Regions from separate parts of the Mus musculus genome. Here regions 1 and 3 are each linked to region 2. The links are chromatin loops, found by intact Hi-C in ENCODE. Cell type or tissue: left cerebral cortex. All regions are shown on one strand. Each heading gives the region's core, and the rest is flanking DNA. Links, peaks and the distances in the headings are about the cores only. Region 1 holds the start of Cyfip1 (cytoplasmic FMR1 interacting protein 1). Region 2 overlaps Cyfip1 (cytoplasmic FMR1 interacting protein 1). Region 3 overlaps Tubgcp5 (tubulin, gamma complex associated protein 5).

Region 1 (9,995 bases), core at 666-8,665, 54 kb after region 2:
AGGACTGGGCAAATAATACGTGAACTGAGAAGTCAGCAAACTACAGGACGTTGTCTTTTTACATAAAGAATTTCCCTGGCAGACAGCCACACCCACTCATTTTCCACGAGGCTCTAATGCTACAGCACATAAACAAGGCCCACAGAACGGAGACTATTCACAATCTGCACCTTTGCCAGAAAGGGAGCACTGGCTTACAAAGATGCACGAAACATGGGATGTCTTAAGAACGTGAGCACAATTTCCCTTCCCTGGTGGTTTGAACTGGAATGGTCCCCAGAGGCTCATCTATTTGAGCTCCCTCGTCTGACAGTGGCAGTACTTGAGAAGGATTAGAACAGTGGTTCTCAACCTTCCTAATGCTGCCACCCTTTAATAAAGTTCCTCATGCTGGGCTGACCCCCAGCTGTAATTTTTGCTACTGTTAAGAATCACAATGGAGAACTGGGCGTGGTGTCGCAAGCCTTTAGTCCCAGCACTTGGAGGCAGAGGCAGGCGGATTTCTGAGTTCGAGGCCAGCCTGGTCTACAGAGTGAGTTCCAGGATAGCCAGGGCTATACAGAGAAACCCTGTCTCAAAAAACCAAAAAAAAAAAAGAATCACAATGGAAATATTTCCAATGGTCTTAGGCAACCTTTGTGAAAGGCTCGTTCAGTCCCCAAAGGAACCTCAATGTACAGGCTGAGAAGTGCTGTATTTGAAGGATTAGGAAGTGCCACATTGCTGGAGGAAATGTGTCACAGGGGCTTTTGAGATTTCAAAAGCCTATGCCAGGCCTCTCTCCTCTCTCTCCCTCCCCCTCTCCATCTCTCTGGATCAGGATGTAGCTCTCAGCTACTGCTCCAGTGCCATGCCTACCACAATACTCCTGCCATGAGAATGAACTAAAATCTCTGACACTTGTAAGCAAGCCCTCAATTCAATGTTTTCCTTTATAAGAGTTGCCTTTGCCCAAGCGTCTCTTCACACCAATACAACGGTGAGTCACCTTCAGAGTGATGTCCTTGAGCATGTACTCAAGGATACTGACACAAGATCAACTGGAGTGTTGATAAATGTTAAAGCACAATATCAGGCGCTGAAGAGATGGCTCGGTGGTTAAGAACACTTGCTGCAGAGGACCCTGGTTCAATTCCAAACACCCTCATGGCAGCTCATTATCATCTACAACTCCAGTCCAGGGCATTTAATGTCATCTTCTGGCACCAGGTGCACATGTGGTGCACGGACACTCGTGTCAGAAAAATACCCAGAAGACCGATCAAATACATTATAACACACCCACACTAAAGACGACAGTTGTACACTGCCTATCAATGTTTTGGTCAGTTATCACAGCACTCCTAGAACTGTATGATGTAATTAACATCTGTACCTATTTTCATTTGTCTAATTAAACTCTGATGCAGGGATAGAATTGTGCAGATATACTTTAGCATATATCACTATAGTTTGAGCAACACATGACTGTATTATACAATCAATAGAAAGAATTATTGAACTCAGCCGGGTGTGGTGGCGCACGCCTTTGATCCCAGCATTCGGGAGGCAGAGGCAGGCAGATTTCTGAGTTCAAGGCCAGCCAGGGCTACACAGAGAAACCCTGTCTCGAAAAACCAAAAAACAAAACAACAACAACAAAAAAAACAAAACAAGAATTATTGAACTCTCTGTAAATAGAAACATTTAAGGAATTCCAGCTGAGCATCAATAAGTGAAAATATATAACACTTGGAATGCAATCGGTGTTACAGAAACTCCGATTCAAACAAAAGAGGCTAAAGTCGGGGCAGAATGCTTCAGTACACATACAGTTGTATATACTTCTGAACTATTTAAAAAATTGTTGAGGTGGTGTTTGTAAATTTTCTCACCTTTAAAAGTACTATTTCAGGCTAGGTTGTATCTTATTTCTGTAATGTCAGCACTCAAGGAGCTGAGATAGACAGGAAAGGTGGTGGTATCCACACCTCCAGTCTTAGCACTCAGAAGGTGGAGGCAGGAGAATCAGGGGTTCAAGCCCACCAGGACTTCGGGAGACCCAACCTCAAGCCCCTTCCCCTCCCTACACACAAAAAGGCTAATGTAGAGGCACCATGAATTCAAGGCTGTCTGGGCCATGGAATGAAACCCTGTCTCAAAACTCAGGAGGGGTAAAGATGGCTCTTCAATTAGGAGCTTTTCAGGAGAACCTATGCTGAGTTCCCAGCACCCACATGGAAGCTCACAATAGCCTATATCTCCTGGTCCAAGAGATCCAATGGCGTCTTCTAGTCTCTACAGACTTCTGATGAATGTGATGCACACAAACTCATGCAGGCCACAACAACCACACACTTGTCAAATACATATTTAAATTTGCTTTTTTTTGAAATGGTAAGATAAAGGGAAAGAGAGAAGAAAGAACGTTTTAGTCTTCCAGGTTGTATCCAGAACTACATTTTTTAAAAAAAAACACTTATTTATTATTTGTGTATGGAGTGTGTTCATAGGGAGAGAGAGTAAGTATTTCGGCACAAATCACTGTGTCCTTGTGGACGTCAGAGGACAATTTTCAGGAGTTAGTCCTTTCCTTCCACTGTGGGTTGTAACTCAAGTTGTCAGACCTGTCTGTCACCTATACCTACTGTGTGTCACCTATACCTGCTGTGTGCCACCTATGCTCACTGTGTGCCACCTATACCCACTGTATGCACCTATACTCCCTGCATGCCACCCCACCTTCCCAAGGCTCTACTTTTCAAAGCACTGACTTTACTTCTTACAGACATATTTGACTAGTGTTTTTGTAACCAAATAATATTATATATATATATATATATATATATATATATATATAAAATCATTAATTTTTCACTTTAATGGTGTTTGGCTGGTAAAACACCTTGGACGGCCTTAAATATAGCCACCCCCTCCCCAACACCCCCATACTTATTACTGAGAACATAGAACCATCTTAAATGCAGACTCCAAGATTGCCACAGGACTTTCTGGAGAAAGCAAAATAGCACTATGAAAAGATCAGCAGTTGCCAAGAGTTGATGGTATGAAAGACCTCACTACAAGGGACACAGGAAAGAAAATCTTGAGGTGATAGGAACCAGTTTGGCATCTTAATTACAGTGGCAGTCAACACTCCAAAGCATGAATATTACTATATGTAAAGTTAAAAACACGCTTAAGTGCCAGGGAGATGGCTCAGTGGATAGCCGTACAGGATTTCAGATCTCAGAACCCACATAAACGACAATGGGCATGGCAACCTCCCTCAAGTCCCATTGCTTCCAAGGCGGAGACAGGGGACCTCCGAAACAAACTGGCGAGCAAGACTAGTCCAATCAGTGAACTCTAAGTTCAGCTGAGAGACCTTGTATCAAAGAATAAGGTGGAAAACGCCAAATCAGCCTCGGGCCTCTACATGCACATACAAACACATTCACACACCTGTGCACCCACATCTAAAAACACACATACCACAAACACACACATACAGTGTTTATTCTTTAAAAAAACCTTAATACATACTTCCTCAAATACACAAATACTTAGAGGATGTATTTTCTTAGAGAGACTTTTCAACTGCAGCATTTTATCAAGGTTACAGGGAAGATGCTGTTAGGGGAAGAGGGAAAGAGAAGTATTCCCCGCAACATTCCTACTGAATTCTTACAATGCATGTCTGCAGTAACTTACATGTATTTAAAAACTGAATTAATTCTTTCAGGCTATGTGCTTGTAGGCTTTTTAATAAGAACCACTAACATACTCAGAACTAGGGGAAGGCTGGTATTCAGGTATACCACCGGTCTCGCGTGCTTCAACTTCCAGCCAGTGAACTTGGCCAGGGTCTAGGATCAATACCCCCACCTTGGCAAGCGCTGATCTCAGTATCAGTACCTGTAGGAGTACCCCAGTACCAGCGGTGCTTCAAACACGACTCAACTAAGCGATCTGTTAGCCGACAACCAAGAGAAATCTCTGGGCTCCCCCATGCAACACACGGATTGCCCGATGCTTCCCTCTGCCTCGCCCTCACCGATCCCCAGTTGCATATCTCTTCCTTCTTTTCTCACACTCACGAAATGTTACAAATTACGCAGATGCTTTAGGCTTAAAGTACAAAATTCGTTACGAATGTGCGGCGGCGCACTACTGCTCCTGAACAATCCCGTTTCCTTAACAAAGCCCAAAATGCCTCTCTCCAAGAATCTGAGGACGGCTTCCCTAGACCACACTCTCCTTCCTTTCCTCTGAAGGCAGAACCATGGTGGACTCGGGGTTGTTTTGCCACTTTAGTGCAACATAAACTATTCGTCGCTCCTTACTTTTCAATAGTAAAATACTAAATATTAACGTTGTCTCTTCCTCTTTGGAGCTAAACCTCGTGCCGGAAGCGCGAGATCTGGGATCCTAGTATCCAGGGTGAGTCGGGGCGGGGGTTCGGGGACGCGGGGGTCCGGGACGCGGGAGCCGGGCCACCGGAGTGCAAGTTGTGCAGCGCGGAGGGAACAGGGAATCTGCACTGGGAAGCCCGTGGCCGGGGGATTCTGGAATGTGATTCCGGGGAGGGAGCCCTGGAGCCGCCGAGCTGGGCCGGGAGTCCCGGGCTCCGGAGCTGCCGTGCAGAGACCGGGAGACTCGAGAGCCCAGGAGGCAATCCCGGGAGGCCGTGCGGTCCCGGAGGCTGCGCCGAGGCCGTCTGCAGGCTCGCCCCACCGGACTACAGTGGAGCAAGGACCCCGAGGCCAGGCGACCGCCCTTACCTGGTCTGCGCCGCCTTCGGTTGTCCAGGGCGGGCCCCGGGAGCTTTCCTACCCCAATGAGTCACTTGGGCGGGTCGGGAATGCACCAGGAAACACCCGGCCTCCTCCCCTTCCTCCGGGGCGGCGCTGCTCGGCTCGGCCTCTTCCTCCCGGCGCTCCTCCCTCCTCCCGCTGGCTGCCTTGGGTCCGGCTCCTCTAGGCCAGCCCGGTCGGCCCCCAAGTCTCCCCAAGTCTCCCGTACCGTAGCCCCGCCTGCCGCTTGCTGCTCAGGTCACCGCAGCAAAGGAAGCCGGGATTTGCTTGGTGGGCTCCACCCGTCAAGCCGGCTGGGAGAGGATGAAGACTCAGCGCCACACTGCCATGCTCACCAGCCTCAAGAGTTTTCCCTGATTTGGGGGACCTCTGTTGAAGCTAAGGCCAAATGAGGAAAGAATTCCAGGACTAGCCAGCATAGAGCTGGAAGTTTTACTAAAGATACTTTAAAAAAAATTTAAAAAAAAGGAATTCATTATGTGTATGAATGTTTGGCTTGCTTGTGTGTCTATGCACCACGAGAGTGCCTGGTGCCCGCAAAGGTCCAAAAAGGGCGTTGGATCCCCCAGCAATTGGGTGTGGGCCAGTGAGCCCATACATGGGCCATAGGAATTCAACATTCGTTTTCCTATAACTTGTCCTCAGTGATGGTGAGAAGCCTCAGTAAATCCATGAGTGATGGGCTTATCTTCCTCCGCATGTCCCCCAAATTTTCACTGCCTCCTGTCCTGCCTCTGGTTGAACTTCAAAAGAGATACAGAAGGTACAACCATGACAGAGAAGGGGCGCATGTATGTATTAAATGGTGGGTGCAAGGCTGGAGCGGCATGTAAAATGCTCCAGACCCAAGGAAGAACCCATTCTGGCCCCTAAAGTAACAGTGCTACCATCTCATCTGCCTTCTGAGGACTGGCAAACTCAAGTTCAGACTCCTAGGAATGGCTGACAACAGAAAACCTGACTTGAATTTGCCCTCCCTAAACCCGCAGAAAAGGAAGGGAAAAGTTAGTTAACATACATCTTAATGCTGAACTTAGTAGAATAGCTCCAAACTTCCTACCCTTCTTCACTCCGGACGCCCCTCCTTACTGCTAAGAATTTGGACATTTTGTTTGTCGTTGGGGTCTGACAGTAACTAATGTAACCCAGGCTAGCCTTGAACACCAGATCATGTCTCCATCCCTCAAGTGCTGAAATCACAGGCATTCACCAACATGCCTAACTCCCACACCAGTTTGTTTTCCCCAACTTAACAGAAATAAATCTTTACTAAGTAACTTTTAATATCAGAAAAATAAAACTCGTGTAATTGTATTTACAACAGACACACATCAGTGTTTTCACCATCTTAGGTTTACCACAAAATGTGAGATGTTAAACTTATTCAAAAGTATAATCCTTGTAGCTTCTCTACATATGCATAACAAGAGTATAATAAAAATTACAAAACCTAAACTATAATGATAATACAAATGTAACATGTTGATTCCTTGGCGCAGCAAAAATACAAAACGCATGCTTGACAATGTTCCCCTGCTTCCACAGAACTGTAATCTAGAGATTAAGATTCAATACTGGCATTTAACTATCCGACAAGCAATTTGAATTATATCATTATATGCTGTAGAGAGAATCTCAGTGTCACCTGTCACTAAAAATGCCTATGCCCAATGAGCTGAGGCAGCAAATAGGAGATGGGACACTGGCAAGAAGAGAGGAGATTCTGGGAAATAGTGAGAATATAAAAGGAACCCATAGGGAGGGACTGTGAAGGATTCAAGCAAGTCTCTGAGGGAGAGAAGCTGAGGAGACACAAAGGAAGAAGCAGGCTGGGACTGGAGGAGAGGTAACTAACAGTGTGTGAGACATAGAATAGTTTAAAGGGTTAGATAAGTTACAATCTAGTCAGGGACTGAGCCAATGCTCGTGGCCTAGGCATTTATTAAAAAGTTGTTAGTCTCACAGTGATCATTCTGGGAGCAGGGGCTGGGAGGAAAAACAGATTGATTTGTTTTTACAATATTTCATCAATGCAACTTTTTTTATACTAAAAAAAATAAAAATAAAAACCATTTGTGAGGGCTGGAGAGATGGCTCAGCGGTTGCTCTTCCAGAGGTCCTGAGTTCAATTCCCAGCAACCAGGTGGTGGCTGTAGTGGGATCCGATGCACTCTTCTGATGAGTGTCTGAAGACAGTTACAGTGTAAATAAATAAGTAAAAATAAACAAATCTTTTTTTAAAAAATTAAGAACTTTTAAATGAAATGGAATTTTTCAAGTGGAAATGAAGGTTAAAATTGACCTATTTATTATTGAATACACACGAGATTTAAATTTTTTTTGTGCTGAGAGAAAATAAAAGCTCTTTTGTGGGGAAAATAATTCTTCAAAATATAATTAGTAGAAAACCCACCAGTGTGTTTCAATGCCAGCAGATATGAGAACATACTAAAGGTGAAGTCCCACACACCCACAGGTGAAATGCACAAGTATATTTTAAAGAACTCTTTGCTTGTAACTGGAAATGGGTTTGAAATTATGTAAACTGACTAGAGATTGTCACAGCTGTTCCCATGATTTATGGCAAGTGCAACACTATCTCCCTCCCTTTCTCCTGTCTTAGTGAAGAATACAAATATATTTATAGCTAGGCAGTGATGGCACACGCCTTTAATCCCAGCACTTGCTAGGCAGAGGCAGGCAGATCTCTTGAGTTCGAGGCCAGCCTGGCCTACAGAATGAGTTCTAGGACAGCCATGTCAGTTACACAGAGAATCCCTGTCTCGGAAAAAACCAAACAAATTAAAGCATATATATATTGTATATATAAAACAAATTAAAGCAAATATATATGTATTATATACAAATATATAAGCAAATATATATTTATATATGTGTGTATGTATATGTATACATTTGCATATACCTATATACATATATATACATTGTACAAGAAAATATGGATTGAACGTAAGGTATTCCACGTGTTGATATGTAGTGTAAATATCAATTAATAACTTGATTAAATTAGTGAATGGAATGTTCACATCTTCAATTTTCAGGCAATATAGGTGCATCCAGAGCCCATACTGAAATGGAGGGACCCAAAGGGTCATTGCCACATCCACTAAGGGAGGAGTAGGAACTCACAGTCAATCAGCAGTATTTCTGATCCACCTTTGGTTAAATTCTCCATGAGACCAAGGTCAATGTAGCAGTTTCTGTCCCATTATAACCAGTGATCTAGTAAATGGACATGAACCCTGTAATGACCCACAAGTAATCAGAATGTCTCAAATAATTACCTGCAATCCTGCAGAACTGGGCATAAAGTGTTGTACTATAGAAACCAAATGAACCTGCTTTGTCCAAACCAGCAGTGTAAAGAAGGTAGCTCTGGATGTGTCAGCCATCTGTAACGTCAGGTATCAACTGTATCTCCTCTTAATATACCCTGAAGCAACCCATTGTCTGTAATTCCAGACTACACATTTGGTTTAGAGGTCTTTGTCCTGGTTATATTTATTCTTTGGTCAACTTGACACAAGCGAGGGTAATCTGGAAAGAGGGAACGTTATTGAGAAAGCACCTCTATCAGATTGCCTGTAGGCAAGTCCATGGGGTTATTCTTTTGATTAGTGATTGATGGGGGAGGCCCAACCATTATGATGGCTCCCCTCTAGACAGGTGGTCCTGGGTGCAGTGAAACAGCAAGCTAAACAAGCCATGAGGAGCAAGTCAGTAAGTGGAGTTATCCAGTCTCTGGTTCAGTTCCTGACACCAGATTCCTGCCTTCACTTCTCTCGATGGGCTATGACATGAAAGCCAAATAAACCCTTTCCTCCCCTGGTTGCCTGTGATCATGGCATTGATCAGAGAAAGCAAACAAAGGCAGTCACACTGCTTACCATCTTCACCTCGGCTTCAGCAATTCTTACACAAGCTATGTAAGGAGTCTACAGGATGGTATTAATAATTCAAATCAAATTAATAGACAAGAGGCTACTTAGGTGTAAGGAGCAGAGGAAGTCCTGAGTAATTAAAGTTGGGCCCGTGTATACAAAAACCAGCAATGGCAGTTTATTTCTTCAAAATCTTTACAGTCTGAGACGAATGCCTATAGAAATCTGGGGAAGAATAGCCAAATATTACGTGATGGACTCTTCCTGAGAAGATGCAACCTACATCTACTCATCCCAGATAGGGAGCCTATGCAGGCTTGTGTGTTTGCACAGTGGAGCCTCTAGATGATACTGCTTCAAAAGCACACGCACAAGAGTCTACACTGTAGACTCCACAGAATCATTACGAGGTGTAGCCTTGCTAGAAGAAATGTGTCCCTGGGGGTGGGCTCTGTGGTTATACCTGATCTCACTTCATGTTTTTCCTCTGCTCCCTGACTGTCTGGACAGCCTCATGGCTCTTGCTAGCATGCTACCACAGTGATGGACAGTATCCCCTCTACAACTACAAGCCTGTCTTGTATTTCAAACCACAATTGCAGTTGGGTACATGAAACATCACGGAAAAGGAAGAAATTCAAGATCCATCCCACCAAAGGAAAAAAATATTGGTGCGTGGAGGGTGGGCTGTTGCTATATATTGTGCTGCTAAATACTAGCCCCCAGGGTTTGGTTGCCCCAAGGGATGAGGAAATCCTCTGTATACCAAATGATGCGTTTTCCTCTAAGTTGCTTTGGTCATAGCATTTTATCACAGCAACAGAAAGTAACACAGAAATCGAGAGAGGTATGGCTTGCAATTAAAGTTGAAATCTATATAACAGATTTGGAGTATAATTTGCCCCTGTGGAGTTTAAACAAATTATCTTTCAGATTTCATTTCTGGTGTTGTAATGCCCATGGTGCAGGGACCCCAAAGACCACTGGTGAGCCAATTCCGAAGCAAACACGTAAGAGCCTTTATTATCGGCTCTTGCACAAGGACTCTCACCATCACTGTCACAGTGGGTCAGAAGTGAGAGTCCTGAGTTCTAGGGGTACAGGGTGTTTATTGTAGTTACAGTATGCTTTGGAAATTTCCATACAGTCAGCAAGTTAGTATTTTAAAAATTGCATTTCTGGTGTAATCTGCAGGAACCAAACATGGGCGCAAAACCATCCGAGGAACAGGGTGGGTAGGTTATCTATTTTCTGCAGGATGTCTTAGGTTGTCTATATGTATTTGACCCTGCTGTTG
Region 2 (9,995 bases), core at 1,099-9,098:
GGCAGAGGCAGAGAGATCTTTGAGTTCAAGGTCAGCCTGATCTACATAGGGAGAACCAGGACAGCCAGGACTACAGAGAGAAACAGTGTCTCAAACAACAAAATACACCCGCCCAATGGGAAAAGAAAGTGTGCACCAAGAAGTTCAGCAAAGGACTGTTTTACTACCTCTAAGTTTGAAAAACCCAATGTCATTTTCTTAAAAAGAAGGGTTGGCTTAGTGAATCGAGCACCCACCTAACAGAAACAGAAAGTGATGCAGAACCGCTTACTGTTCGGTGGAAAAGTACATTCTACCATTGTCCAATGTATAAAGAAAAGCAGTCAGAAGGACTTACACCATAAAGTGTATTTTACCAAAAAGTATACGTCACCATTTAAACTACTGTGCAGTTTTTAAAAGTTTAATTATTTGAATCCTCAGAAAAATAAGTTAAAATGTAAAAGGTATGTGATGGTTTGTATATTCTTGGACCAGGGAGTGGCACCATTTGGAGGTGTGGCCTTGTTGGAATAGGTGTGACCTGGTTGGAATAGGTGTGTCAGTGTGGATGAGGGCTTAATACTCTCACCCTAGGTGCCTGGAAGTCAGTCTTCCACTAGCAGCTTTGGATGAAGATGTAGAACTGTCAGTTCTGCCTGCACCATGACAGCCTGGATACTGCCATGCTCCCACCTTGATGATAATGGACTGAACCTCTGAACCTGTAAGCCAGCCCCAATTAAATGTTGTTTTTTATAAGACTTGCCTTGGTCATGGTATCTGTTCACAGCAGTAAAACCCTAACTAAGACAAGGTATTTAATAAAAGGAGCTAAAGCTGGTCCCTTACCTCTGCCTCAATCTCATCATAGAGAAACTGCTTGTTGAACTTGGTGAGCGCATAGTGGGCACTGTCGTTGTACAGGTCCAAGGAGTAGAGGACGTACCTGCAGAGGGGGAGATCAGTCACTTCCCAGCCAGTGAAGCCAAGGACTTGTGGCCCTCACAGCTGCCTACTCTGGAGAAATTTAGCTGTCAAATGAAGAAAACCACTTAACTGTCATATGAAAAAAAACCAATTCCTTACTTCCCATGGTAAATGGTGTTCCTGTACAAAGATGAATGACATAGGTTTACAACATACCACCAGAATAAAGAACACCAGGTGCCTGCTCCTGTATGAAGGACACACAAAAGCTACCCAGACAAAGGCGTCCATGACTTTACCTTCTCCATGTTGTGGTTTAAAGTGTTTTATCAATATCAGTAGTAAGAGTTTTGCTTTGTGTTTTTGTTTTTGTTTTTTTTCTATTTTAATTCTGAATGAATGTGTGAAGGTACATGCATGTGTGCCAAGGCCTCAGAGGGAGGACACTCACTCCATCATTGATGCCTCCTTGGTCTCTAGGATGTGGTCAGTCAGAATCCAGGGCATAGACATCTCAATGGGGAACTGGATCCTCCTGCCCATGGTCAGCTCCAGGAAGAACTCTCGGAACCACAGCTGGGAAAGGTCACAGCACTGCTGCAGTGTTTCTTGAAGGGTTCAAACGACAATAGGTTATCGTTCATGAGCAGGAAGAGATTCAATACAGAGGAAACAAGAGGTGTTGCACACGGGATGTGACTCCTCTATGCTTAGCTCCCAGCCATGCAGCATGGATGCAAGCAGGAAGGGGTCACTGGACACTTCACATGAGGGACAAGACGAACACGGGTATGCTATAAGTATAGGTCAGGACCCTACACCTTCTGAGCAGCTAGTGTCACCCTGCCATCAGAGATCTTAGGAGCCCTTCTTGGCAGGAACAGGGGCGACAACTTTTTGAAAAGGAGATGTGGAAATAGGACCACAGGTTTAACATCCCTAATCGGAAAACCAGAAAGAAATCTCAGATGCTCCCAAATCTCAAAATGCTGAGGTGCGACGTGACGTCCTAAGTGGAACATCACACAGCCCGTCTCACGTGATGTCCTAAGTGGAACATTACATAGCCTGTCTCACGTGCTGAGCTGAGCTCCAAATGCACACACACAGAGTATGGTATGGTAATGCAGTGTCCCAGTGACAGGGTCACAACTCTGAGGAAGTGTGCAACAGTGTGCTTGGATGCGGACACAGGTGGAGACGAGTGTAGCGGCACGAGGCAGCAACTGCACTTGACAGAAATGAGGGTATGCAACATGACTGCTCAATCCTCACACTATGCGCACGAGGTGAACCAATATCAGTGTGTTTAGACTTGGATCCCATCCCCCAAATTTGTCATTATATATAGTTAGCTACCTGCTGCCCGCCCCCTAGACTCATGATCTGAAGCATTTCTGGTCCCATACATTTCAGATGAGGGATATTCAACCCGTCCTTCCCTTTATGTAGGGCAAACACCAGTCCTAGGATTATGTGCACATTCAGGAATGGTTTAACCAATACAAAACTAAAAATGGAATTAAACTATCAGGATTTACTGTATGTTCTCAGAGCTAACAACAACAGTGTTATTATTTACTTCACGGCCTGCAACACCGCAAGGCCTGACCTCCTGCTCTAAGCAGAAGACATGAACAGCTGGATGAGGCCACAGGCAGACACAGAGGGTAGAAAGCACCCACCAGTGCCAGGTCAAAGTGGCTGGTGTCACCAAAATGGTGGCTAGTGTGTCTCAGGGCACTTTTGCTACCTGGGCGGTGGGGAACAGCGGGGCCGTGTCTTCTACGCATCAATGCCTGGACTTTGATCCAGGTAAGAGGTTCCATTTCCCTGTTTTGTGACCCTGATTTTGTGTTCACATGACAGGGCCAACCAAAACCCTACTGTCCCTGTCCTGTTAAGGGCCATGTCCTACAGAGACCATGGCAGAGGCCAAGGATGGCAAGGGACTGGGGGGGGAGGGCATCTCCAGGATGTCTGGCCACCACCACAAAGGTTAGGACGTGGCACCATGTGGGTGCGTGAAGAGATGGGTAGGAGAATGGTGAGGTAAGCAGAAGCGTCCCGGGTGGTGTTAGCAGGGTTAGAGCATGCCAGGCCGGATATTCTGCTCAGCACTGTCTCTTACCACTGAAATTTATCAAGTGAGTGTAGAAGAATGATTCTCGATGAAATTTTTCTATGTCCAATATGGTGGGCCCCTCAAGGCTACTTCTCAAGGTTTTCTTGGAACCACTTTTGTCTGCAATGAGGGACTCTAGCATAGTTCTCACCATGTAAAGCTGTATTATCCAAGGAGATATTTGTAGGGGAAAAAAATATAAATGGTACATTAGTCACATCAAATGGGAAAATCTATAGAAGAAGAACTGCTCCACTACACCCTGACTAAGTCCCACGCCCACAATCAGCCTGACACAGACAGGCTGTCCAGAGGGCCTGGGGATCCACATAGCCAAGACGCTGCCTCTTAGGATGAGCTATGTGTAGAGGAGCAGCTCGCCTCCGTGCCATAAGCATCAACAAGAAAAACAAACGATGTCTTACCACCAAAGGTTAAAAGAGGTGGATAGGTGTACGACTGCCTCAGAAACGCGTTTACCACATGCAAGAGCCTTTCCATGCCCAGAGACTTGAGCTGCCTCAGCAGCTCGGCAGAGCTCAAGGACTCAGCCATAGTGCGCACCAGGTAGAGCTAGACATAGACAGACAGGGAAGGAGAAGCGGGAGAGAGCCGTTAGTCACATGATGCACAGGTCTGAGTCGGGGGGACACAGGGACAGGCAAATGGAATGGAAGAGCGGAGGGCAGTGATATGCCTCACACAGACCCCAAGAATGGCCAAAAGCCTTCCTCCTGATCTTCAGAGGGTTCCATAGAGACCCAGCCATGGGCTTTGCTAGTACCTTTCTACAGGAGGGATAGAGAGTATGAGGCCTCTGAGAGAGACGTGTAAGGAAGACAGGTTCCCAAAGCGGAGGAGCATATAAACCAAGTGTGAGTCAGTGGGAAGCACCCCGAGGAAGGCCGACACACGTCGGAAGAGAAAGCAGAAATGGTGGCTTCAGACCACGACGTAGGAAAGCAACAGTTCATTTTTTAGGAGCGCTCGATTTATAGATCCGACGTGAAAATTACAGTCATACATTTAAACATTGAAAGGGAAACACAGACGTGCCGGCACATGCCTGCAGGGCTAGGAGGCTAAAACAGAGGACCGCTGAGGCCGAAGCTAACCCTGAGCTATGTACAGTGAGTACCAGGCCAGCCAAGGCTGTAAGACCCTGCCTTTAAAAATACAAAAGGGGTGCTGAGCATGGAGGAGCATGCTATAATCCCAGCACTCAAGAGGCGGAGGCAGAGGTCATAGGATCAGAAACTGGAGGCTAGCCTAGGTTATATCAGACCCTGTCTCCAAAAAGCAAAAAGGAAACAGCATAGATAGGAAAAATGTAGGCATATATTTCATAGACAGAGGTAGAATTGTTGTCAAATGACTTCTGCAGTTAAATGAACCAACCGGATACTCACAGGACAGTCTCAGGTAAGGTTTCAAATTGAGTTGGGCAGGGTACAGGAGAAGAGAAGAAAAGCCTCAGGCAGAACGGGAGTGCCTGGCAGATCCAGCAACCACCATTTCAGCCCTGCCTCATCTGCCCCCCACCCCGCCCTTAGCCCAGTTCTAGGATAAAGATGACGAGAACCTGCGTGCTGGAGGGTCCCACAGCACGGCGTGGCACCTTGATGTCAAAGCCACTCTTAGGGTCCTTCTCTCCCCGCAGAGCTGGGTCGTTAAAGGGCTCATGCCCAGTCTCCCAGTCACACACAGTCTTCCTGATGGCCTGTAGGACACTGAACAACCCCATAAAGTCATCAGACACGGATGGCTACAATCACAGCATCTCCTCACCGAACAGGCAACGCACAGCAAAAATCCTTCAGGCTGAGACAAGCTAAGGGTGTAGTTCGTATGAAAGTTACAAAAGCAGAGGGCATCCTTTAGTGCTACTATTATCCCCAAAAGTGTTATCTCAGCTGTAGTTTGCACCAATTAGTCAGGAAGCAAGGTTTAACTTCATGAGAAGGTCAGGTGGCCAAGCGAGGGCAGAGAGAATAGAACTCTCGAAAGCCCACCCAGTCAGCAGAGCTCCCCCTGGCTGTGGCCCATCATTTTGTATGAGGAATGGGAAGCCATCACACAACTCAGGGGGACTGGACACGTGCCTTGGCTCACTAGAAATATAACCCCACTGCTAACAGGCGCTATTAAAGGAGCACCACCCAAGGACTTGAGACATCTCATGGGGACTCTGGAACCTCTTGGGGAACATGGTAAATAACATGCAAAGTACAGTATGCATTCTATAGACTCTGCCTAGTGGAACAGGTCTGCTTTTCATCACGGGCAAGGACTTCTATATCCAATATGCCTCCAACGAAAAGTGAAAGGCTGCGACGAGGAGGGTTTCAGATTTCATATCTGTTTGAGGCTATGAATATTTGAATATAAGTAAATTTTTTCAGGGGACAAGACACAAGTCTAAAAAGGATAGTTTATATATATATATCCAGATGGATTAAATAATTTTGCATATAAAATTATCTAATATAGGATGCAATTGTCTACTATGGCATTATACTGTCATTACAGAGTTTTGGGTTTATAAGATCCAGTAGTAAAGTATGTTTAGTATGTACAAGGATCCATGCTCATCCTTAACACCACACAACACATGTAAATGTACATACATGTAAGAGCTCTCTCTCTCCCTCTCTCTCTCTCTCTCAGACTTTTGGAGAATTACAATGTACACACAGTATGGAATTTTACTTATGCTACAAGCCAATATTATCTTAGGTAATAAGCATACCAAGTATAAAGCAAAACCAGCACTCTAAATTCCTGAATTCTGGTAGGTTTCATTTACACATGTTTCTTTGAAAGTCAACTTATATAAAAAGCTCACATTTAAAACTCTCAAGATCTCTTAAGTTTTACCATATCTAGGTCGTTTTTGCCAGACTTGTAGGAGAATCTAAAAGAAACCTGCCAAAGATGATATATTTGGTGGTGGGGGGGGGGGGGAGAAGAATGTGGGGCCTCGTATCCCTGACTACCTGGTGACTGGAATCGTCTCTTGTTCCTGGATTGCCAAACTCCTTGATTTCAGTCGTAAACTAGCTACTGTTGTTCAGGATATTAACTAACTCACTACATTCTATGTAGCTATAATCATCAAAAAAAATATAACTAGGAGTTAAATATAAATGTACTGAGCCTACTTATGAAAATATGACACTCCATCTGTCTGAATCTAGGCTCCATCCACTGCTTTGGGGCTGTGAGGGGGTGGGGGGCTTGGAAGGCTGACCTCTGGATTACGTTCTTTTTCTTCTTGATGGCCTGTCGCAGTGGTTCCCTGAGGGTCACCTGGGAGAAGTCCTGAAGCGCAGCGTAAACCGTGTGTCTGATGGCGTGATTGAACACACTCTCCATCCTGCCCATCAGCACCTGCAGGCCTTTGATCATGGCAATCACCTGTAAGGACACAGCTTTCAGTGGCTGGACAGGGACAGGGGACAGTCCTTCATTGCCTGGGTCTCTTTCTCACGCACAGACCTTTCCCTGATTTCCCTCCTTTCCACTACAAAGCTACCTTGTCCCATTGCCACCTTCCCCAGAGCAGAGGACCGGGTGTGCTCTGTGCCTGCCAGCAACTGAACTCATCTCTTCTCACCGTGAGTACACCTGACTCAAGGACACCCTGGCCACCATGCCCATCCGTGATGGACTTCAAATGCAGAGGAAACATTCAAAACGCAAATATGGAAGGAATCAGAAAAGGAAAAGGAGTTGCAAGAGTTTGCATATTAAATTCCACTTGTTAAACAACAATGGGACATTGACTTAAAACGTGGAAAAAATACTAGAAAAAAATGAAGTCAACTGTTTGTTTTTAAAACAGAAGAAACTTTTACTTTTTAAAAAAAGTGCATGAGATAGAGGCTAGAGACATGGCTCAGCAGTTAAGAGCACTGGATGCTTTTCCAGAGGACCTGGGTTCAATTCCCAACCTTCATATAGTGACTCACAACCATCTATAACTCCAATTCCAAGTCCAGTGACCACTTCTTGCCTCCATGGGCAACACCCGTATACATAAAATAAGTAAAATAAACTAAAGAGCACATGGGAACTATACCTGCATAAAAATGAAGGCATTATGTATTTGGACTCAAAGAAGCAAAAGAAGGCTGAAAGGTGAAGCCAAGCTCTGAATATGAACATTAGAAATGCAAAGCTTAAAGGTAATAGTGATGCAATCATTATCATGAATTTACAAAAAGAATAGCAAAGTGTACCACTAAAAGTATATGGGAAGGAATATGGAACTATGTGTGTGTGTTTATATCTTTACAACACAGAAAAAAATGAATAAAACAACAGAGAAGTCCAATGAGTGATCAACAAAGACAAAAGTTGCTTCGTAAACAATAAATACTGACCAGCAGGACTGGCCAAGGAAAAAGACGTAAGATATAGATGATCAGATTCAGAATAAAAAGGTAGACATTACTGTAGGTAATAATAATTATTATTATTACTGTAGGTAATAATTAATAATAATTGATGATGATGATGACGATGATAAGTCTTCAAAAGAGGAAGCTCTGCCCAGTGGTCACTAAGCTAATGCGCTACCTCATTAACTCATAAGCAACAATCCTAAGCCAATCACTAGGTAACTCAGTCTAGGAATAACTAGAAAGAGAACACAGAATAACCAACATGAGGTGGTGAAAGAAATGTAAGCGCAGCTTAACAATAATACCTAGAAAGGGAACTAAAGAACTCTTACAATTCAATAATCAATTTTAAAAATAGGTGAAGATTTTGAACTTCTCCAAAGACATCACAGGTAAGTGCCAGCGACGAATTAGTAGACTAATTATGACTAGGAAACAACCAAGCCTGCCTGTCGTATGGCTCTCCTCCCATGGGGCAGAGACCAAATCCCAACCCATCGGCTGTCTTCCCACTTCTGAGAGACTACTCTCCACTCACAAGCTCTCACTGAGGGGCTGGCTACCTGCGTTGGACAGGCTGCCAACACATACCTAAGAAGCTAGCAGCCACTCTTCTCTCTGACAGACGCAGGGGCTGCCCACCATACAAGCAATGGCATCACATGACAGTCTGCCCGTGCTTTCCCTTTGCCTTTGGAAGGCAGCACTGTCAGCGGCAGGGAGAACAGGAAGCAGAGCTTTCTCACCTCCACCAGGGCAAACTTCTCCTCAGTGGTGTAGTTGTAGCGTGTGGCTCGCTCGTACTCCTCAGCGTTGTCGGGGCAGTCCTTGTTGGAGTACTTGTCTGTTGGATGTACAAGTTTCCAGGAATACTAATGCAGTCAGAGAGAGAGAGAGAGAGGGAGAGGGAGAGAGATTAATTCTATGCTGAAAACAAAATACTTGATTTTGGACAGACAATAATAGCACGGCTGAGTCCACCAAGAAGTGAACCTTTAAAACCTGTACTGCTTTCTGAATCAATCTCAATCCCAACCTCTCTCTCTTTGTTTCTCTCTCTCTCTCTCCCTCCCTCCCTCCCTCCCGCTCGCCCCTCCCCACCCCCCACCTCAAAAAAATAGCAAACACTCAGTCATATAAACCAAGCTTAAGAACTAACCCAGGTAAAATATCCAAATTACTGTATGCTGAACAAGTAAAACTTTACAACTTGTTTGCATTTAAAACAAAAATTTGCCTTTTAATTTACCATGTAGTCGGGCATGGTGGCGCACGCCTTTAATCCCAGCACTGGGGAGGCAGAGGCAGGTGGATTTCTGAGTTTGAGGCCAGCCTGGTCTACAGAGTGAGTTCCAGGACAGCCAGGGCTACACAGGGAAACCTTGTCTCGAAAAACCAAAAAAAAAAAAAAAAAAAAAAAAAAAAAAAAAAAACCACCACAACAACAACAACAAAAAACCCAGCCAAAAAAAAAAAAAAAAAAAAAACACAAAAAACACAAAACACACACACACTTTTTAAAAGGGAAAAACGTATGCAATTTATAGTTGAATGTTTATATGTTACCGAAAACATTTTATTAAACCTTAAAGATGCAAATGGTTACAAGTCCAAAGGGTGAGATGCTGGACAAAGGAGAAGAATGGGAGCTGGAGAGATGGTAAGGGCACTTGTCACCGAGCCTGATGGCCAAAGAAGCATTGCTGGTAAACAGTCTTGCCACTGCAAGCTATCCTCCAACCCCCATAGCTTTAGTTCTATCTGAAAAGATGAAACCCTTCACAGGATATTGCCAAGGTCTGGAGTAAAAGCACTTGTAAGCAACTAGGAGTGACTGCAGTCACTCCGATGCCCACACCCGTGACGAATGCTGTGCCTACCACTTCCATCACGTGAGCGCTCCACTGCGACAGAAGCTGCAGGCCCTGCAGAGCCAGATCGAAGAGCTTCCGGTACTCAGCATCTGTCTTCTGGGCTTCCTGCCGGCCAGACCCTGTGACTACCTAGGACACAGAGGCAAAGGCATTAAGTAAGAAACCCCACCCAGCTTCCCTCCGGTCTCACTGCCGTGGCTTGCCCTCCTGAAGAACTCTTGAACTCTCTCAGGAGACCTGTTAGCATTCATTAGGGCTGTGTGGAGAGGTCACTGGAGGGCCTGCTCCTCTCCTCAGTGTGTAAGCAGTTCATGGCTGCTCGGTTCAGTTGTATGCAACTATCTGAAAACTATCCATGTTACTGCAAGTACCCCAGTTAAACTCTTAGTTCGGGAAACTAGACTTGGAGAGAATTGTTTCTTTGATTTGCCATCAGTGCCCTATCTGGAATAGACAGTAGTTTCATCTCCCCCAGGAAAGCTCATATAGCATCCAGAAATGCTACTCTAGAAATCTATTTCAAAGTCCCATATAGAAAGAAAAAAAAGAAAGAAAAAAAGATAGAAAGAAAGAAAGAAAGGAGGGAGGGAGGGAGGGAGGGAGAGAGGGAGGGAGGGAGGGAGTCTGAACACTGGGCACTGGTGGCACATGCCTATAATCCCTTTCAGTTTTGGTTGTTCT
Region 3 (9,995 bases), core at 1,299-9,298, 93 kb after region 2:
TAAGTATCAACAAATCAAACTGAATAGCAAGAAAAGACATCTGTGACCAACATATAATACTGATGCTAATAATGCCTTTTCTTTGACATATGGAAAGGCACAGCCAGATGGAGGGTGGTAAGTTTTAATATCTTCTCTTGTTTTTTAAAGATTTATTTATTATGTATGCAGTGGTTTGCCTGTATGGATGCCTGTAGATCAGAAGAGGGCACCAGATCTCATAGATGGTTATGAGCCACCATGCAGTTGCTGGGAATTGAACTCAAGACCTCTGGAAGAGCAGCCAATGCTCTTAAACTCTGAGCAATCTCTCCAGCCCCTTAATATCATATCTTAATACCATTATCTTTAATATCATATCTTCCTTAAAGAAGGAATTTCCATAAGTCAGAGAGAAAAAGGTAACTCAGACAAAAATAATGTATATGGGAAGACATAAATCAGAAAAGAAAGACAAATGGTCTTTAATGTTATTACAAAGGGCACTGAACTTCATGTAAAGAACATAAACTAAAGCTACACACGGTAAAGCTACAAAGAGGTGGCTCAACCAAGTTCTCAGATGGCACTGACACAGCTCCTTACCCTGAACATCAAGGCACTGTACAGTTCTATACATGTGCTAAAGTGGCAGACTGCAAGGGCGCTATGCCGCCCCCACTGCTGGACCTGTAGTCCGGCTAATGCGCCGCAGTGACATGGCAGTCTCCTAGCTGACTCTATGTTATAATTATGGAGACAAGCAAACATGGGCACTCTTTGTGCTACTCTGTCCTTAATTAAACAAAATTAATTAACAAAACAGAAAATTACAGGTGGAAAAACAAAAAAAAACCACATACTCGTTGAACATTTTACACCTGTCATATTTGTAAAGAACAAAAGTTTAGTAATATATAACAAGACCCTGCCGGCAAGAGTATAAACTTCCCTATATTTTCTTGTAGAGAAATAAAGAAAAATCTAGCAAAAGTCACATGTTATTACATAAAGTCTTTGATGTATCAGCTCCACTGTGCATGTGTGTAACTGCTGCAATGTCTAAGAGGTAACCACTGCAGGTCCTGCCAACCGTAGAGTGGGCGCAGTCCCAGTGTCCAGCACGGAGAACTGGGGTGTGGTATGAACAAACAGTTTTCTGTAGAAGGGAACGAGGGAGCTCTCTCTAAAAGCATGTGCAGAAGCTGCCTGTCTGGCAGGGGAACTGGAACAAGAAAAATGATCACTGTAAGCTCTTCAGTAATTTTGGGTTTTTAGAGACAAATGTCTTAAAAATAAAATGTAAGGTAGCTTCAAAATTATTTAACATTTTTATTTCATTTACGTATTTGTGTGTGCGCGCGCACATGCATGTGTGTATTGGGGCCGGGGGGAGGTAGATGTGTGTGTGCCACAGTGCACATGTGGAGGTAGAGGAAAACTTGAAAGAACTGGTTTTCCCCTCTATTATGCTAGTCCTGCAGATTAAACTCAGGCTGTAAGGCTGGGTGGCAAGTGTCTTTATCTGTTGTGCTATCTCTCCAGGCCTAAAATCACTTTAAAAATGAATATATTTATAAGAATTACTTATTTGCCATGTAATTTTTAAATGTTTTATCAATAACTGAATAACTTTAAAAATATTCCAAGTGAGTTAGGTGGCTTTATGAATTAATAAAAAAGAAGAAGATGACCTACCACTACTGATAACACACTTCTCAATGTCTGTAAGCTCTTCCTTGAAGTTAATGAAGTATTTGTAGAGGGCCCACATGAAGGCCTGGTAGGTTCTAAAGGGAGCGTCAGGTTGCTTCTTAGGTATGGGGCCATTTCCCGGTGGTAGACTTTCAGAGCTGTGCCCCATGACTTCATCAATGAACTCCTGGAGCCGAAACACAACCTGGCCATACGCTGCTATTTGTTCCAGCACAGATCGTAAACAGCTCTATAACACAAGTCAAGTGTAAGTATTCAAAGCTGCCTTCTACACAGGTTCAATTGTAAAGAAACTGTGTGATACATGACAAAGGAACATAATGAGTTTAGTTCATATTTAAAAGAAACAGTGAACAATCAGTTCATACACACTACAGAATTACGGCTTATACTTTTTAAAAACACACATAAAGTACAGAAAAAAAAATCATTACAGTATCCAGCTTTCTCGATATAGAATATAAGAAAAAAAATTAAATAAAAATTAAATGTCACAAATATTTAAGAATTGGCTAAGCCCAGTAAGCACAACTTAATTTTGCTTTGTAGAGCTTTAAAATTTATTCAATAAATTTGATAATGTAAAATGCCCTAAAGGCATATCACCACCATTTAAAAGACTGCTTAATTTTAAATTTAATTTTTAAGCAACAACAGATACTTACATGTGTCAAGTGAGTTACAATAATATTGTTTCTCACAGTTACCTTCCCATCTATCAACTGAAATATAAACATCTTTTTCACCCCTGAAAGTAACCTGAAATGAAATAAAAAAAGATCAAGATCAATATGCTTGAAGTCTACTAAAATAATCATTAAAGTATAGTTGAGAATTTTATTTTGAAAATTCAGAATTGGGGGGCAAAATGGGTCAATTGCACGAAAATGGGAAGAGTGTCAAACTTCACAGGATTAAGACTCAAGATATTTATCTCACCATCATTTATAAGTTCAATCACCCCACCACCCCCGCCCCGAGACACACAGACAGACACACACACAGAAAGACACAGCCGCTAAATTCCTTAAGATACAAAGATACCCCTGCATGTTTAAAACTGTAAGAATCTTGATCGAATATTAGTACCATCTAGACCTCATCAGAGGCTGCAGTAGACTCACAGTGTTGGGTACAAGCATAGACAACTCTCACAGACACATTTCAAGTGAAAGAGTCAACAGCAAACCTTGCTTTAAATTCAGATATTCAAAAATGATGGTCTAACTCGATCCCAAATTATTTAAAACGGGAAAGAATTTATCAAAATTACACATGCTTCACAGTGAAACCTAAAGTCTGAAATTCATCCCTAAGGCCTGTTGCTAGCCTCCAAGTAGAATGAACATCTTGAGTCTATGCCTTAAACACAGAAGAAAACAATTTTACTTGTCACTAGTACAGCCTCCCAGGCTGATGCATCTTACCACAGGGTCTCCCGAATGACCTGTGTCTCAGTAACCACCACCCTGTCATCTGGCACGTACAGAGGGTCACTGCTGTACAGGTGTTGATCCCTATTAAAGAGCAAACATCAAAGGTCAACAGAAAAGTTTTAAGTAAAATTACTCGTCTCAATGACTATATGCAACTTTATACTCAGCAATGAACAAATAAACACAATAAATGCCTTAAGTTCACTCTATATTCGTTTTTCAGATTCACTGGAATCTTTTTAGTGAAGCATGTTCAGAGCAATTACAATTGTGTTTTGTCATTCAATCAACTGCTTAAAACTATGCAATTTTTTTAAAAAAATTAGTGTAATTTTATAGTAAGTGCACTCAAATGGAAATTAGATACAGGCTAGCATACACCAATCTACTTAAAATGAAGATAAACATAGTACCGTTAGTAATTTCATGATATTAAAATTAATTAGAAATTACTCAAGGGAGGTAAGACTTAGGTCAGCAAAACAGTGCTGTCTAATGTGTCTGAGACCTTCAATTCATTACCACCATGATGTTATGTGCACTCTTGCATACATTCCACTACACTTGTTTAAAACTAACAAGTTTACAATTCCAGACTTGATTTAAATCACAAATCAAAGTTGTATTTTTAACCATCAAAGTTTGTTCTGTCATTATATTAAACAAGAAGTTTAGCTTACCAGACAGCAGCTAAATTGGAGTGCAGATGTGCACTGTGTGGAATTCGGAAGCGCCTGGTTGTCCAGTACTGATGAACTACATGCTGTTCCAGCCAGCTCCGGCTATCTGGCTCATCTGCCACAAAAAGTGGAATACATATCAATCAATTTTTACAGTGACTAGGTACTTTCACCTCCTCCTGACCAAAAGTGTAGCTCCCTAGGGATGAAACTCTGTCTATGAGGGCTCTCCCATGGCCACAGTGTAGTCTGTGAGAAGGCTGATCTAGATTTACTCATGTTGTCACAAAGATAGAAGGTTTAAGAATTAGAAGGACCAGGTGGTGCAGTGCATGCCTTTAATGCCAGCACTCGAGAGGCAGAAGCAGATCTCTGAGTTTACGCCAAGTCTAGTCTAGTTAGTTCTAGGGTAGCCAAGACTACACAGAGAACCCTTGTCTTGAAAACCCAAAAGAATTAGGAGGGGATAAAACTGTTACTGCCCACAAATTAAAAAGCCCCCAAAAACCCAACAAACTACCAAATTTACAAGGAAGATTCACCAAGAATGTCCAACACAGACAAACCACAGAAACCAACAGTGTTCTTCTATACCTACGTAATCAAAGTAAAACAAATTGCTCAAGATCCACAACAATAAAAAATGCTAACAGGCGGGCCGGGCATTGTGGCACAGGCCTTTAATCCCAGCACTTGGGAGGCAGAGGCAGGTGGATTTCTGAGTTCGAGGCCAGCCTAGTCTACAGAGTGAGTTCCAGGACAGCCAGGGCTACACAGAGAAACCCTGTCTCAAAAAAACAAAAACAAAAACAAAAAGCAAAAAACAAAACAAAAAAATTGCTAAGAGACACAGAAAGCACTAGATGAATACTTGAGAATATAAAAGAGAACATGGCCAATAAAGACCTCACAAATCTTAAGAGGATGGGGTGGCTCAGTGGCAGAGTATGTTTACTTCCAAGAAAAGTCTAACAGAATATAAGATGATTAGAGAAAAATGGAGGTATTGTCAGCTTCCCCAAGTTAAATCTATACATTTTCTAAAACCCTAACTAAAAATCCAGCTGGAATTATTTGTCTCACTGCTTCTAAAATGTCCATAGAGTACAGGTTCACAAAGAGATAAGGCAATTTTGAAAAGCAGTGAAGGATAGAATATGTATTCTCTACATTAAGACAGAAAACCACAAGCTACAAAACACCAAGTCTGTCCCTGGGTAGACAAACACTAAAGTGGCAGAAGATCTGTAATAAAGTACAAAGGAGAACCTGATGCATAATCAAGATAAAACCATCAAACAATGATGTTGCTAGTCTTTAGTCTCATGGTATATAAAAAGCAGACTCTGGAGACATCTAATGATTCAAATGTGATCCTATCCAGAGTCTAGTCAGGAAAGTGTAGTCTTCATCTCTCATTAAGGAAAACTCTCTTTGCAACGGATGAAGACAACTATAGAAAAAGACATCCAACCAAAATGCAGATTTGTAGAGCCCGGTCCCAACTGATGCATCTTCAAGACTCCTGCATCTAAGGCTCAGAGACCACTGCAGAAGAGGAAGCAGAAAGACTGTAGAAAAACAGGGAGTTTGCTTTGCGGTTCTGCATCCTAGGAATGTCAGTAAATCCCCTCAGAAAGTCTCACCAACATGGCTGCCTGAACATAACCTGAACAAGGTCAACAACAACAGACAAGTTAATGTGCATCTGAGAAAGTTCATGAGATCTCAACCCTACACAAAGAACTACAAGCCACCAAGGAATGCGGAGAGCTTGGGGACGGGGGAGCCTTCCTCAGGACAGAACACACCAATTGGTGGTCCAATACCAAATGTAAATGGTCAGCCCTGAAAACATACATACAAATTAGCATTTAGTCTAAGTAGTTTGTATTCAAGTATGAGATAACAAAAAAGCCATGAATTTAAAAGAGAACAAAAGGAGGAGGCATTTGAGAGGGCTTGGAGAAAGAAAAGGGGTAAAAGATACAATTATTTTAATACCCTAAAAAAAAGGAAAATAAATCCTCCCCAAATGCAACAATAATAAAACAAGCCCTCACAAAAATACAGGAAAATGTTGGTTTTAAGCAAAAATTTCAAGACCAAACATTGACCACCTGAAAAATTGTTTTGTTTAAAGATTTTAAATGTTTCTTTATGTAACAGTTTGCGAGTGTGTGAATGTATGCGTATGCCTGCAGTGCGCGGAGAAGTTAGAAGAGGATGCTGGATCCCATGGAGTTGGATTACAGGCGGTTCTGAGCAGCTCACCTGGAAGCTGAGAACCGATCCCTGGTCCTGGGAGAGCAGCATGCTCTCTTAAGTGCTCAGCCACTTCTTCAGTGGCTAAAATTCACTGGTTTGATTGAAAAATATGAGGAACAGAGATTATTTTTGATTTAAGCAAGATGATTAAAGCTATCTGCAAAATGTTTAACTTGAGAACTAACATCAGCAAAGAAATGTAGCAGAGAAGGCAATAGATACAAAACCAAATGACGTGGGGCATGATGGTACACTTCTATAATCACAGCACTCGGGAGTCAGAGGGAAGAGAAGGGACTCAAAGAGACCCTGTCTAGAAACAACCCAAACTCCACTGGAACAAGTAAATGATGGCAATTATCAAGGAATACACAGAAGAATCAAGTCAACAACTATGTGAAGTCTTTAAAAAACAAGTTGTCAGCTAAGTGCAAACAGACAATTCCCTAGACCTAATTGAATACTTAGGAGATTATGGAGGCAGGAACTTAATATCAAAGCCGAATTCTCACACAAGAGCAGATGGAGCTGGGAACTTGGGGAGAAGAGGTAACTTGGGGCCTATCATCAAGGGAAAGTGTGTTGGAAATACAAACTGCAAACTTCAGACAGTTTAAGAACTAAGGAAGAGACGTTCCCACGCTAATATGGACAGATCTTAGCAGATCTAAGGAAAGGTAAGCAAACAAGATTTACATATAAATGCCAGTTATGTAATTTAACATACCAATAGGCTAAATGTTTGCAATGCAGAACAATGACTGACATATAGACAGCAAATAAATTAGAACAGTTGTTTAAAACAGGAAAGGGGTATTAAGACTGGCATTCAGAAATAACAGTGGACAAAATATGTATAATAGGATTTCTTTATCTTAATCTAGTATTTTCTAAAATTTCTACCAATCCTAGTTGCTCACTGACAGATGAAAAGATAAGCATTCAAGTAAAAAACAAACTTTACAGTAAACTTTCTTCCTTTACTAACTTCAGAAAGGTTAACCCTTTTATAACAACAAAGAATGCATTTAGGACCAAGTTATCAGAACTACTACTGAAAAACTACATTCTAGGGCTGGAGGGATGGCTTAATGGTTAACAACACTGGATGTTCTTGAAGAGAGCCCAAGTGTGCGCCATATAAATGGTGGCTCACAACCATCTGTAACTGCAGTTCTAGGGGATTTGATGCCCTCTTCTACCTCTGTGGGCACCAGGCTTGTACATGGTATAAACAGTAACATAGCAGCCCCACTACAAATAAAATAGTACTAAAACTATTAGACTATTAGTGCTATGTTTCCTTTTTGAGCTGACAGAGGGATAAGAGTTATAGAGCTACTTCTTAGGTGCACACTCAAGATCAATTAGCACAGTGGCTCTCAACCTGTGGGTAACAGAAGATACTTTGAACAGCAGGTACTTCTATTATGGTTCACAACAGTAGCAAATTACAGTTCTGAAGTAACAAGGAAACAGTGTCATGGCTGTGGGTCACCAAGGCCTGAGGAACTTCCTGAAAGGGCTGCAGCATTAGGAGTGCTGAGAAGCACTGTACTGGAAATGTCAGAGCTCAGCGATAGTGTCATCAATGCCATCAGTCATCAGCCTGTCACCCGAGACCTCCTGTGAGAAATCACCAGCACTGAACCATGTATAATACCTTCCCAGCAGACTTGAGGCCCCCCTTTTCTGTTGTGGTCTTGCTCTTCTAATGGGGTCCTGTCTACCTGTATCCCAGAGTCTTCTCTGCTCAAGGGCTGCTGTGCATCTTCATCATCACTGTCTTCAGACCAATTCTGATTTAAGGAGAAAAAAGATCTTACACTTGAGACTGTAACAATTGGAGTGACTTAGGCTTAAAAATGTAGAACATTTCTGAAGAGAAGCAAAAGCCGCCTTCATCTCATAAGTTTTCATAATGGTGATAGTCTGATTTGAGGTGATAAAAATCACAGGCCTGCCGGGCGTGGTGGTGCACGCCTTTAATCCCAGCACTTGGGAGGCAGAGGCAGGCGGGTTTCTTAGTTCAAGGCCAGCCTGGTCTACAAAGTGAGTTCCAGGACAGCCAGGGCAATACAGAGAAACCCTGTCTTGAAACCAGCCCCCCACACACACACAAAACTGAAGATCTTAGTCTATGATGTCTACAAGCATGGGAGTAGTGTAGATAAAGACTGAGGTGACGAGGAAGGGCAGAGTGCAGACAGAAGTTTCTATGAGTCATGAAGAGCTAGTGAAAGCTAATTTGTTTCTAGTTTCAACTCAGCCAGATTTACTTTTTGTGGTCAATATGTGAGTTCAAATGTCTGTGAATGAAAGCAGCAAGAGCCACGAATGAATTTCAAAAGAATCCCACACGTGTTACTGCTTTGAAGCAGTGACTGAGAATAACACATGCTTTTCAATTTCCTTGACTAAAAGTACAATAGGAACTAAATATAATTAATCACTTAGTACATTTATTGCACTGACCTACTTAAAAATAATTATTTTGGGAAAGGATATTGTAATTTGAAAATTTTCTCCTTTTACTTCTGTTTAAAACAACACCAAATAATTATAATCTATTATTAAATATGTAAATAATGTTGACATACACTGACTTAGCCCAGAATATTAATAAACCTTCCATAATCCACATCGCTAAAATGTTAATATTTTGCATTTTACTTAGAGTGTGTATGCTCATCATGGCTCACATGTGTAGATCAGAGGACAACCTGCAGGAGCGTCTTCTCAGCATGCAGAGGAGCCAGACTCACTGGCTTAGTGAAGAGATTTCCTGTTAAATAGCATGTGCTATGGCAGAAGGCTGCACTAGAACTATTGCTGCCACGTGGGCAAGTACTTATATTTACATCAGCAAAACAAAAGCCACTTACCGGCGTATCAATATTTGGACCAAGGCCAATTTCTTCACCTTCCATCAGGTACTTCCCCCAGTCAAAATCATCCTTCTTTTCTACAATTTAACAAAGGAACCTCAGTTTTATCATAAATATCTGGGAGAAAAAAAAAACCTCAACAACGCTAAAACCCATAAAACTACAAGTAAAAAGAAAACCCACATAAAATTAAAAATACATTCAAGGAACTAAATTTGAAAATATTGAGACACTCGGGACTAGGAAGTAGCTGATGTCGACCTAGCATGTATGGAGCTGAAGGACAGCTGGGCAAAGTGGCTCACACTTGTAATCCTCGACCTTAAGGTAGTTCAAGGTCATCCTCACCTACATAGTGTGAAGCCAGCCTGGGCTACATGAAACAGTCTTAACCATTTGAATTACTTCACCTTCAAGTGTTGAGTTTTCTCTTTGTAAAATAAAAGTCTGAACTCAAAAAGCCAGAGCTTATATTTTAAATGAAATTTTGCGTTCATCCTAAGCAAAAGAAATAATTTCTTTCTCTGTATAGCCTTGGCTGTGATTTTTAGCTTTTAATAAAAATCCCGATGAGTATACGTAATAAAATAAATTTGTATCTGGTAACATACCCACTTCTTTCTCTCTCGGTGTTTCCACATAATTGCTGTTTGAAGGAGAATCAGACAGACACAGAAGGAGTGACAGTATGGAATAATGTGCATCTGTCTTTAAAATAAAAAGAGAGACAGGCGAATCAGCCGGAGGTTGGTAAGTGCTTCTGAAGCCAGACTGAGTAATGAAAGAGCTACACAACACTTGTTTACACACCTGCTCATTTTAGGAAACATGAGTTATCATAAGGTAAATTGTATTCTCTAAACTTCTTCCATAACTCAAACGTTTACATAAAAGGAGTCTAAGTCACATGAGGTTTGGTTCCCTAGTTCTAACAAGTGTAAGACATTTGACTGGGTTAAAGATTTTATTTCTATAGGAACTGTAATATAATTCTCTAGAACATGACATTATGGCTAAGTGATGTTATT

The links. Hi-C counts contacts between places; a loop is a spot of excess contacts. Peaks named below come from ENCODE experiments on the same cell type or tissue, not always from the same donor. Only the 100,000 strongest peaks of a DNase experiment are listed, where the experiment ranks them.
Region 1: a loop joins it to region 2, with 2.2 times the contacts of the local background. A loop is called at or near these places in 3 of 42 quality-filtered maps.
Region 3: it touches region 2 in a loop (4-fold over the local background); 6 of 42 quality-filtered maps call a loop at or near these places.

What each region holds. Positions count from the first base shown.
Region 1 is chr7:55,837,076-55,847,070 of GRCm38, reverse strand. Cyfip1 (cytoplasmic FMR1 interacting protein 1) reads right to left here and starts at 5,000. Exons shown (of 31, transcript NM_011370.3): 1 at 4,764-5,000. In left cerebral cortex, for the core only: a CTCF peak has its summit at 4,889; DNase peaks (open chromatin) are centred at 4,147 and 4,880; H3K4me3 peaks cover 2,602 bases; H3K27ac peaks cover 1,693 bases.
Region 2 is chr7:55,891,437-55,901,431 of GRCm38, reverse strand. Cyfip1 (cytoplasmic FMR1 interacting protein 1) reads right to left here. Exons shown (of 31, transcript NM_011370.3): 12 at 9,321-9,443; 13 at 8,187-8,312; 14 at 6,285-6,451; 15 at 4,617-4,764; 16 at 3,041-3,194; 17 at 1,361-1,517; 18 at 832-928. Among named protein-coding and RNA genes, the nearest start is that of Cyfip1, 54 kb to the right of the region's middle. In left cerebral cortex, for the core only: a CTCF peak has its summit at 5,082; a DNase peak (open chromatin) is centred at 6,353; H3K27ac peaks cover 1,218 bases.
Region 3 is chr7:55,798,512-55,808,506 of GRCm38, reverse strand. Tubgcp5 (tubulin, gamma complex associated protein 5) reads right to left here. Exons shown (of 23, transcript NM_146190.3): 4 at 9,579-9,675; 5 at 8,965-9,044; 6 at 7,743-7,878; 7 at 3,812-3,926; 8 at 3,123-3,212; 9 at 2,361-2,454; 10 at 1,678-1,924. Among named protein-coding and RNA genes, the nearest start is that of Tubgcp5, 9.4 kb to the right of the region's middle. In left cerebral cortex, for the core only: no CTCF peak of the experiment used is centred there; no DNase peak of the experiment used is centred there.